Regions from separate parts of the Mus musculus genome. Here region 1 is linked to region 2. A link is a loop called in an ENCODE intact Hi-C map of the cell type or tissue named here. Cell type or tissue: left cerebral cortex. All regions are shown on one strand. Each heading gives the region's core, and the rest is flanking DNA. Links, peaks and the distances in the headings are about the cores only.

Region 1 (5,377 bases), core at 274-5,273, 1.5 Mb before region 2:
CCTCTGCGCTAGCTCCTTCCGGGAGGACCTGTGGCCTCCACTTTCCTTTGGCGTGGCGAGAGCCTGAGCTTGCTTGGCTCCTTTGGTTCCTCACTGAGGCATTTTGGTCAGAAGGAGAATAAAGGTCACATGAGGTTCGTTGGGTCTCCTGTAGACTACCTCAATCAGGAAAGGGCTGGCAGAGGTCTGACATCAATGCAGGGAGCAGGTCACATGGGTACCTCAGGCAACTGGGGAAACACGGGATATGCCAGGACTACTTAGCCCCTTAGGGGAGGAAAGGAAGCAGAGGCGTCTGTCTAATTTCTCCACTCTCAACCTGTTTCCTAAGAACACAGTGTGCCTAAGCATCACTCTCCACCTCAGTAGATTTCCCCACTAAAGAAGCAGTGGGCATTTGTGTAATTGTGTGCATTTGCGCATGTGTGTTGGGGGAGGGGAGGCTAGAGTGACACTCGACTGGAAGTCTTGTTTCTCTGTATTTAGTCACTCGTTCAGATGTAGACCTGGGGTGTGGTTCCAGTTCTTGCTTGTAGGCACCGCTTACAATGGGCATTGAATGGAACAAACCAGAATCCTAATATCTAGCCAAACAAACAAACAAACAAACAAACAAAGTCAGCCGAATAAGGGGGACCTAATATGGGCATATGTGGTATGCATTTTTTTTCTAAGGTGTAAACGTTAAAACATTTGTGTTAGCCGGGCGTGGTGGCGCACGCCTTTAATCCCAGCACTTGGGAGGCAGAGACAGGCGGATTTCTGAGTTTGAGGACAGCCTGGTCTACAGAGTGAATTCCAGGACAGCCAGGGCTACACAGAGAAACCCTGTCTCAAAAAACCAAAAAAAAAAAAATTGTTTCCTAAGCGCAAATATACAGTGAGAGGAAGTAGACTAGGAATCCCCAGCATCTAGCTGGTCAGAGATGAGTTTTTTTTTTTTTTTTTTTGCTACAAAAGTAACCCTGGAGTGGAAAGTCTGCTCAGATACTGATATGTCTCAGGTTATCCCCAACAGACCCGTGTGCGACATGTGTGTGTTACAGGAAGAGTTGCGGCTCTCAGTAACCGCCTTTCTCAGGCCTGCTCAATATGGGATGCTGCTCGGGGAGAGGAGTGCAGAGCTGAGGAAAGGATGCTAGATTTGCAGGGCTGCAAGAAGTTGTCTGCCTGAGGCAAGCAGGAAGTCTGTGCCTTCTCTGTGGGAGACACTCTTTCCACTCTGTTGATCCGCCCTGAAGGCCAGGGTGGCAGCTGGTGGGCCGTTTCCTGGTTCTAGTAGCACACTCCCCAGCACGTCCAGAGACCAGGGTGGGGAAATGTGACACTAATAGGGCATGGGTGTTATAGCCGATGACTTTAACCCAGCACTTGGGGGTTGGGAGTGGGGGTAGAGATGGGTGGATCTCTGTGAACTGGAAGGCAGCCTGGTCTACTTAATTAGTTCCGGGATAACCAGAGCTACATAGTGAGACCCTGTCTCAAAAAAACACTAAAGCTCAGTGGCTAAAGTGCTTGCTGTTCAAGAGTCAGGACCCAACTTTGAGTCCTCAGAACCTAAGTAAAGAGTCAGATGTGGGAGTGCCCTTGTCTGTAATCCGGGCATTCCTACGGGAATGTGGAAAGCAGAAACAGAATATTTCCTGGCAGCTCACGGGCCATCGATCAGACACAGTGGAAAAAACAAGAGGCCCTGCCTCAAACAGGTGAAAGATGGGGATAGACCCTCAAGGGGGTTCTCCTCTGACCTCCACATGTATGTACATCATGGTGTGCATGCTCCCCACACTCACACAAATGGGTGCACACAAACGTGCACACACACACACACACAACTGATGTTGAAGGCTCACTGCATAGTGAGTAAAACATCCGTTCAGATACAGTAAAATAAGTAAGTGTAGAAGAATAAGATGTGGTTAAAAGAAAACTCATCCTGCCATTTATCCTCAGTCTGCAGGAACCCCTGTGGCAGCAGGCCGTGCTTTCTACAGAAACATATTCGATGTCACTCATGGCAGAGATGGAAAGATGGGGATCACGTTGTCCTCAAGCATCCCTGAGCTTGCTGCAAGGGCATGCCCGGAAAATTCTGTCTGTGCTGAGAACTGCAAGTCTCTCTGTGTTCTGATCTTCTCTGCATAAGCACCCCTCTCTCTGGTCTGCTTCCCATCACAGTGGCTTGCAGAGAGCCTAACACACGGAAGTGCTCATTCATTAGGTCCATTCATTTGCCCCACCAATATTTATTGAGTACCAGTTGAGAGCTGGAGATAAAGTGGTGCAGGAGAGTCTCGTGTAGGAGAGCTATTCTCACGGAAACAAGCAGTGAGCGTGCAATTCATAGCGTGCTAATATTTGTGACTATAAAAGCCCTCTTTGTGGTTTGCTTAGGGGTAGTACTACGCTTTGTAGTCATAAAGTCCTAGAATTCATGCCCTATGACTCTGGCTAACCTTGAGCAAAGTCCCTGTCCCTCTGAGGTGTATTTCTATATGCAAATGAGTGAGTGATCCAATCACTGAGACTTTGAACAATGGTAGATGCTTAATAATGGATAATAGCTTTTCTACGTCTCAGGTCGCATCTTTCAAAAAGCCATCCTGAGTTTAACCAAACCACAGAAAGAGAAACTTCTGGAACTGAGAGAAATATACTCAGCTCTTTGAGGAAAAGAAAAAAATTCCCTAAGCTGTAACATGATTTTTTTTTTTATATATCACAACCACCACCACCATCATTATCATCATCATCGTGTGTATGTTCATTTGTTGCACATGCTGTGTGGTGTGGACAGCAGTCTGTGCATGTCATGCCACCCGTGTGGAAGCCAGAGGACAATTTTGTGAAGTCAGTTCTCCCCTTCCACCTTTGTGTGGGTTCCGGGAATCGAACTCAGGTTGCTGGGCTTGCAGGCCAAGGACCTTTACCTGTTGAGCCATTTTGCAAGCCCAATATTTGCTGATTTCTCTCGTGTAAATCCTGCACTGTGAAGACTTCAGGGTATCAGTGGAAATCCCTGGATACAGGCCAGGGAAGAGGTGGGCAGAGTCTCCTCTCCAGATGGGAGGAACTGCCTTCATCACACACTGTGGTTTGAGACCCTTTTCAGAATCTTCCACCATCTTTCTTTGTTCTTATGCTCAGGACTGCTTTCTGTCTATCTGTCCATCTGAAGTACCCCATGTAAACAATCACAACAGACAAGTCTCTCTCATTCCTCTATAAACACTCCTCTCCCCGATCTGTTCCCTGCAAAGCACCCCCCCCCCCCCACTCTTCTACTGGTTTCAGCCCAAATCTAAGGAGCATTTTAGACTGGTTCCCTGTGGAGTCTAGACTAGGAAGGGAGCAGCTTCGCCGGCCCTTTGGAAAGGAAGGAAAGGCGAGCCATCTTTGCTGGCCCTGCAAAGGCACAGCCACACCTCTGGGCTATTTTAAGTAACTGTTTATCCAGAGAGGCCCAAGAGACAGATCACCACAGCTGCTGTCTGTGTCCAGGAAACACTCAGAGTCCTGCCTCCATCCAGAAGTGCTCTCAGAGATCTCAGAATGGTACCCCTCTGTGTCCCTTTCCCTGAGCCGTGAGTCATAGAAAACCTCTAACTCTCATTACCGTGGGAGACCTGTGGGCCAGACACTTGGCTAGGAGTCCTAAAACCTACAGCTTCCTGGTTCTGTGGTCTTAGGTATATTGTTTCGTTTCCCTGACTCTGCTTCTCCTCCCCTCTCCCCTCTCTCCTCTCCCCTCTCCCCTCTCCCCTCTCCCCTCTCCCCTCTCCCCTCTCCCCTCTCCCTTCTCCCATCTCCTCTCTCTCTCTCTCTGCATTACCTGAGGGTGAATAAGCATATTCTCTTCACTATGTGTTGTAAAGCCTTAGACAAATGCCAGTTACTTCAGAGAACCTTTAGGCTCCATTTCCCCGGGACCCCAATACATCTTCACTTTAAAAAAAGGTCTAATTTTATTGTTGACCCACCTTGCCCTGTACCTGGGAGATCAAAAGCTGCATAGAGTGGAAGGTATGTGTGTAACCCAGGACAGCATGGTCCAGGATGCTCGGGTGTCAGTAAAAGGATCCTCTCCCATAGGCGAGCCACTGGAATGGAGGACCCTGCTGGCCTATTTGCCCTAGGCTTCCCCTGTGTCTATATTAGTCTGTGCCCAGCTGCTGCCTTAATCCTAGGATGAGCGCAAGATGATCTGGGCGAGCAAGAGTGAATGGAAGTTCAATGCCTACTCACATCTCAGAAACCAAGCAACACTTCCCCCTGGGTTCTCTTAGAAGTCAGAAAATATCTGAGCAGGAAGGGACATTAAGAATCAAGTCGGGTAGCTTCCTCATGTTTGAAACAAGAAAGTAGAGGCCAGGCCTGGAGCAATACAGGTCAAGCATAAAACAGCAAGTCCAAACTGCTCCCCAGGGCTGCTCCTCCTCCTTCAGGCCTTTGTTCCTCCTGAGACTTGGTGTGCCCCCACCCAGCCTTTGCGCGCATTGCTGGAGAAATGCTATGAAGGGAACCGAAGTTCAGGAAGGAAACTTGGATTTAGCGGCATCTTCCTCTCTAGGAATAGAGAGAGATAAGGAGAAAGGCTACTTGCATTCATTTCTGGGGGCAACACAATCTGGACAAGAGGGGACCCTGTAGACTAACTTGAGCCCAGTGGCTATAAACTGTGCTTAAGCTTCCAGTATCTGCAGCTTGGAGATGACTTCTTGCTGGGGCCATCTTTAAATATGCCGTTCTCACTGAACTTGTTGGGATTGGGCTATATGCACAGGCAGATGATGTCCGATACCCCGCAAGACCGATCGCTGCCAGGGCCCCTTCTCCTTCTCCACAGCATCCATACCACCACTCTTCCAGAAACTTCTCTCAGTATGGCACCCATTCTGCCTTTGCACATTTGCAGAGACTGCCATGAAGAAAATGTTATGTAGTTTCATTCTGGGGGTTCCATTCCTTCCACATCCTCCTGATTACAGGGTCTAAGTTGTCACCTCAAAAAGCCAAGAGTATCTGGACCTGGTGTTAGCTGCTTTTAATCCCAGCAATGAAGAGGCAGAGGCAGGAGGAGGATCGCTGTGAGTTCAAGACCAGCCTGGTCTACATAGTGCGATCCAGGCCAGCCAGAGTTACATGGTAAAACACTGATTCAAATTAATTAATTAATTAATTAATTAATTAATTAATTAATTAAAAAAGACAAGAGGCCTTTGCTGCCCAGAAGCCTCCTGCTAGCATGCTGGACGCACAGCTTGTGGCTGACCTTGGGCTTCCCTATTCTTGTCCTAACCTTCCACAGCCTGCTCAGACCCCACCCTTTCCCAGGCAGGAGCCCCAGCCCCCACACAAGGCTTACCCAGTGACAATC
Region 2 (5,377 bases), core at 286-5,285:
ATTAAATGATTTGGAGCTTTTGTTTTGTTTTGTTTTCAAAATAAAGAGGTGGCACAGAGGGTTATTTATACCATATAAATATAAATTGAGCTTTGTTGAAATTGTTTCTGATAATCCCCCAAGCTCAATGAAAGATTAGACTCCATGGGCTTAGAATTCAAACGAAAATTACTGTTTTTTTCCTAATCATCATGATGGCTGCCTTGATAATAAAGTGAGAATCCCATGCCTACTCAAATTCATCCTAAGTAGCCTCACTGTGACTGTGTCAGGATCACTGACTTAAAGGGAAAAACATAAATGTGCCAGTTCTCATTCCTGCCTCCAAGCATGTGGGCAGTTATGTGGGCTCAACAGTGTGGAGAGCACACCCAGCATGTTGAACAGTGCGGAGGGCCATGTACGTGAATATCACTATCTTGGTGCGTGATCTCTCTCTGTCTCTCTCTCTCACTCTGTGTGTGTGTGTGTGTGTGTGTGTGTGTGTGTGTGTGTCTTTCTCTCTCTCTCTGAAATGCTTACAGGATGTTTGGCTTCTCCATGTCAAACAGAAACTGAGTGACCACACAATTCAACTGGTCATTCATTGTTCATCACAAAAACAACCAACTAAATGGTTCGTTGTGCATGCCTTTAATTCCAGCACATGGTAGGAGAGATAGGCGGACCTCTGTAAGTTTAAAGCCAGCCTTATCTACAGAGTGAGTTCCAGGACAGTCAGAGTTACACAGAGATACCCTATCTTAAAAAAAAAAAGTCATGTTTTACTGCAGTTCTTAGTTCTTACTTCTCTGTCTTAACCCCAGCTAAGGTCATGTGTCTGTGGTCAGCTGCTCTCACTCTAATTCCTTCCTTGCTCCACCCATTAAGGCTCCATTGCCACAAGAAGAGGCTGTCAGTAAGGACACAGTTGTCCCCTATCTGATACTGTTGTGACATGTATGTGACTGGACTCTTCCTCATTTGGGGTCTCTGGAGGTCTTCCACCTTAAGTCCTTCACTGGAGAGTATGCTTTTTATTTGGACAGCTATGCACCTCATGTGACCAGGGGTCTTGACAAGAAGGATATATGGTAGTAGTCATATTAGGTATTGTGAAGTAAATTGAAGAAAGGCTTTATTATTCATAAAGGTGTAGGCAAGTGTAGAAAAGCCAAAAGGGCCAACCTAGCACCCCAGGGGTACAATCAAAGCAGAAAGTATTGTCACTCGTAGAGCCGTAGGACCATGGCATATGTGAGCAGTAACTGGCATATGGAGACTGGGAGGGATGCATCGAAACCTTGGCCATGGGACACAACTGAAGCTTGAATGTGACAGTCAAGTCGAGTCCCTGCAGAGACAGCTCCTCAGCTGTCTTGCTTTCTGTCTTCTCCCTCCCCTCGGGTGCCCGCTAATGATCTCCACTGACTGATTTCAGGCAGGATACCAGGCTAAAGAAGCCCACGGAAGCCAGAACCCCAGGGTGAAGGGGGTGGGGGTGGGGGTGGGGGGACAAACAGACGTGAGCATGAGAAGCAATGCCGTGAGGAGCAACAGGCCTGTCGCAAACCCAGGAAGCTGTGCCTTACCCATGGTTCACTTTTCCTGGGGTCCTGTTCCATCCAGGGGGCCTTATTAAAAATGTTCTTGGTCTCCTGGAGTGTGCTAGAGGATCTAGGGGTGTGCTGAAACCAGCTCACACCGGCTCATTAGAGCCCACTCTGTATATCTTTTCTTGATTCAGAAACAGTACACTCATGGCTCGAAATCACCCAGGAGGCCAGTGTTCACTCCTCACTCGGCACACATGGACTGTGGGGTGCCCACCAAGCTTCCTGTTGGCCTCTTCCAAGCCCTACTTGCTGGCTATGATGGAAGGGAACACATCTCCAGACATACATCCCTCCCCCCAGCCCCCATTTAAGAGAAAGATGTGGACTGGGGAAAATGGATAGTTTCTTTCTTTCTTTCTTTCTTTCTTTCTTTCTTTCTTTCTTTCTTTCTTTCTTTCTTTCTTTCTTTCTTTCTTTCTTTCCTTCCTTCCTTCCTTCTTCCTTCCTTCCTTCTTCATTCCTTCCTTCCTTCTTTCTTTCTTTTTTCTTTCTTTCTTTTTTCTTTCTCTCTCTCTCTCTTCCTTCCTTCCTTCCTTTCTTTTTAAAATTATTTTTAGAGTGTCTCCCAGGGCATCTGCTCCACTCCTTGTCTGAGGTTACATGAGAGTCAAGAGGGCTCAGCCAGCCCTCACCCTCAATGCTGTGCCACCTTGGAGCCCATTTGTGGCTCCTGTGTGTGATAAATGATCCCCAAAGAAATCAAAGTAAGCTCTCTGACAGCCTGTCAGGGGATTGGCCCACACTACTTACCAGTGTCATTCAGATCTCCATAGAGAGAAAGTCTAAGTCCCTCTCTCTGGCATAGGGAAACCTCGCTTCCCAAAGACCTGCATGTGGGTCTCATACTTATTCCCTTCTGGGAAGCCATTATGACAGCCATGTGGCCACAATGGAGCCTTGAAGCTGAGAGGGCAGGAGAGAAGATTTTAGGATTTATTTTTATTGTTTTGAATTATATGCATGTATGTGTGTGAGAGAGGCTATGTGTACATGAGTGTAATGTCCAAGGAGGCCAGCAGAGGGCGTCTGGCATTGCAGTCCATTGTGAGCCCAGGACTGAACTCAGGTCCTCAGGGAGAGCAATATGCTCCAAGCCACAGAGCCATCTCTCTTGTGCCTAAACGGAGGGTTACAAGAGACACGTTGCTTCTAAAGCAGGATCTTGAAGATGAGAAGGAGTGTGGTGAGAGGATCATGGGTAGATTAGAGAACATGGAAAGATATGAGTCAGAATGGTCTGTGAGCAGATGTGAGTGGGAGAGAGAGCTCCCAGAGAGAGAAGCCGTGACCACAGAGCTAAGCTCAAGGAAGTATGAGGCCCGCCTTTCTCGAGTGTGGAGTATTCCAAGGATCTTTGCCATGTTGCTGATTGACCTTGTGCACACTGTTCGTCTCTGTGACCCAGCTCCTCCTCTGGGAACATGAAACCGCCTGGGAAGAATGCCACCCAAAGCATGTGATTTGGGGCAACAGCAGCCTAGGGTAGAAGGGGGGCTGTCTTGCCTGTGCTTTTCCATGACTTAGACATTTGTGGTTGTATTAAAGTGTCACCTTTCTCCTCTCGAGGATCATCTGTTCTCCCTGAGGGGATGACAGACAGTGTGTGCAGGGAATGTGGGGCAGGGATGAGTGTGTCCCAGGTGCTCTCATGGCAGCGGAAGTCCAGGCATGCCATGTGCTGCTAAGGTACTCCACAGAGCCGAAACCGAGATAGATGATGGCGCTGAGGACCCGTCAGTGTGATGATTTCAATTGACAATAAATGTGAGCCATCACACAGGATCTGGTCTAATTGGGAAGCCAGAGACTTTCTGACCATTGGACACCATTAGTCTCCATAAGAGGAGACGCTTTGACTCCTCAAACAAGACGAAGCTGAGTGATCTACGTCTCTAGGAGGCAGTTTAGCTCACAGAAACCCAGAGTGGGGGGTTGAAAGAATTCACTGGTTAGCTAAGGAAATGCCTGACTGCTCTGATACCCTGTCTGGTATGGGAGAACAACTGAGCCTACTGCTTCCTGCCATGCTGGGCCCAGGCCAAGTGACGGCTATGTTAGGCCCCACAGTCTATACTCTACAGAAGCCCAGAGACCCCTCTCAGTTTCACAGTGTTGTTGGAATTGTTGTCGTTGCTTGCCTGCATACCTCTAGTGTGGTCAAGATGGTGGGACAGATTGCTCCCGGGAGTCCCATGAGATGACCTGGATTTCGGTAGACTCCTGCTCATAGCCAGTGGTTAAGTTGCGCGTGGCCAGCGGGAGCTCGGCACAGGTTGTTGCGCTTGGGTTAGTGAATGGCAGTCCTTACAAGCCAGCGCCTGGGTGCTGAGGCTTTGTTTTGGCCCTGCTGCAGATCTGAAAGTCATTTCAGGGAAACAGCATCTCCTTGCCTCACTTAGGGTAAGTTAATACGGACTTCAGTGAGCAGCCTGTGTATCCTTTAGTCACGGAATCACCTGCAGAGGGAGAGACCCCGGCTTTGATAAGGCCAAGTCCCCTGTGTGTGTGAACAGGAGGTGTGAATATTTCGTGAGATGACACCTGGGAGGTCTGGTGACAGTCACGTGGTGTATATTATTACATACATTGGGCCAAGCACCTAAAGAGGGCCAACTGCAGGCAGCTCCGGCTTCACAGAGCGTGGTCCTTTCTGCAAACCCCTGAGCTCCTTCTTCATCACAGTGGCCCTCAAACATCTGCAGGGCAAGCCGGAGCTGTGAGGACACACTCTGTCCCACAAGCCATCTCCTGTGCAGGTCCTGTCGTCTCCGGAACTCTCTTGCACAGACATTTACAGCGAAGGGTCCAGAGCCTTAGCTGGTTCCTTAACAAGGGGTGGCATCGGGATCTCCAGAGGACATGCTAACAAATCTGAACTCAGCAGGTCTGGACCGGGGCCCAGCTGCCGCTGTGCTTTGACAAGCTCCATAAGTGATTTCGAAGAGCTCCTCAGTCAAGAGCCACTGAAGCAGAGAAATGAGATTTCGTACAGTTCAGGCACCAGATAACTGTGTAGAGCGCGGAGTGGAGGATCTCGGAAGAGGAGAAGCAGGGGCTAGAGACCTCCCCAGTAGAACAAACTCAGGCAGAAGGGCCCCCTGGCTGGCCTTGGCAGCAATGAGGGGACTGAGTGCCCTACCCTCTGGCTTCCTGATTTGAAGTATGCTATCCAGCTGCTTGAGGCGTCCTCCTGGTGTGACATCCAGATAGACATCCGCCAGGGTAAAACTAAACCCTTTCTACTTGCTTTTCTGTGTTGCTTTGAAGCTGACTGTTCATCATAGTGACCTCCAAAAGGTCACTCAGGGATATCCTCTCCTGTACTATCCTTTGAGAAAGAATCCTCCCATTGAAAGGATGCCCTCCCCTGTGCCTCCTGTGAGGTGACAGTCAGTTCTGCCCATGGCCAGGGTCCCAGTGGGAACAAAGGCCTGCAAGCCCAAGCTCCCTTTCTCTCCCTGCTCTGTCCTCCCTCAGTCTGTTTTCACTTGCCTCCTTTTGACTGCCCAGCCCAGACTTCTCTTCACAGGGGCTGGCTCCTGGCTCCTGGTGCGTCCCAATGCAGTCTACAAAACAAACATCACCTTTGGCCTCGGGACCATCTGGGACATTGAGGGTAGCTTGTGACTCAGGGACACTGTGCCTTCATCCCAGCTGCTGGAGGTCCCTTGCCCCAGTCCTCTTTCCCAGAACCTTTCAACAAGCTTAGAGAATCCTGGCGCGCGCACGCGCACACACACACACACACACACACACACACCATCAAAGGGGCTCTTCATTGC

Evidence for each region. A loop is a pair of places that touch in the nucleus more often than their neighbours do. Peaks named below come from ENCODE experiments on the same cell type or tissue, not always from the same donor. Only the 100,000 strongest peaks of a DNase experiment are listed, where the experiment ranks them.
Region 1: it touches region 2 in a loop (4-fold over the local background); 3 of 42 quality-filtered maps call a loop at or near these places.

Annotation. Positions count from the first base shown.
Region 1 is chr17:48,427,114-48,432,490 of GRCm38, forward strand. Apobec2 (apolipoprotein B mRNA editing enzyme, catalytic polypeptide 2) reads right to left here. Exons shown (of 3, transcript NM_009694.3): 1 at 5,366-5,377. Among named protein-coding and RNA genes, the nearest start is that of Apobec2, 2.9 kb to the right of the region's middle. In left cerebral cortex, for the core only: no CTCF peak of the experiment used is centred there; a DNase peak (open chromatin) is centred at 3,023.
Region 2 is chr17:49,880,712-49,886,088 of GRCm38, forward strand. All of the region lies in intron 16 of Kif6 (kinesin family member 6), which reads left to right. Among named protein-coding and RNA genes, the nearest start is that of Gm16555, 62 kb to the left of the region's middle. In left cerebral cortex, for the core only: a CTCF peak has its summit at 2,635 (motif pointing right); a DNase peak (open chromatin) is centred at 2,833.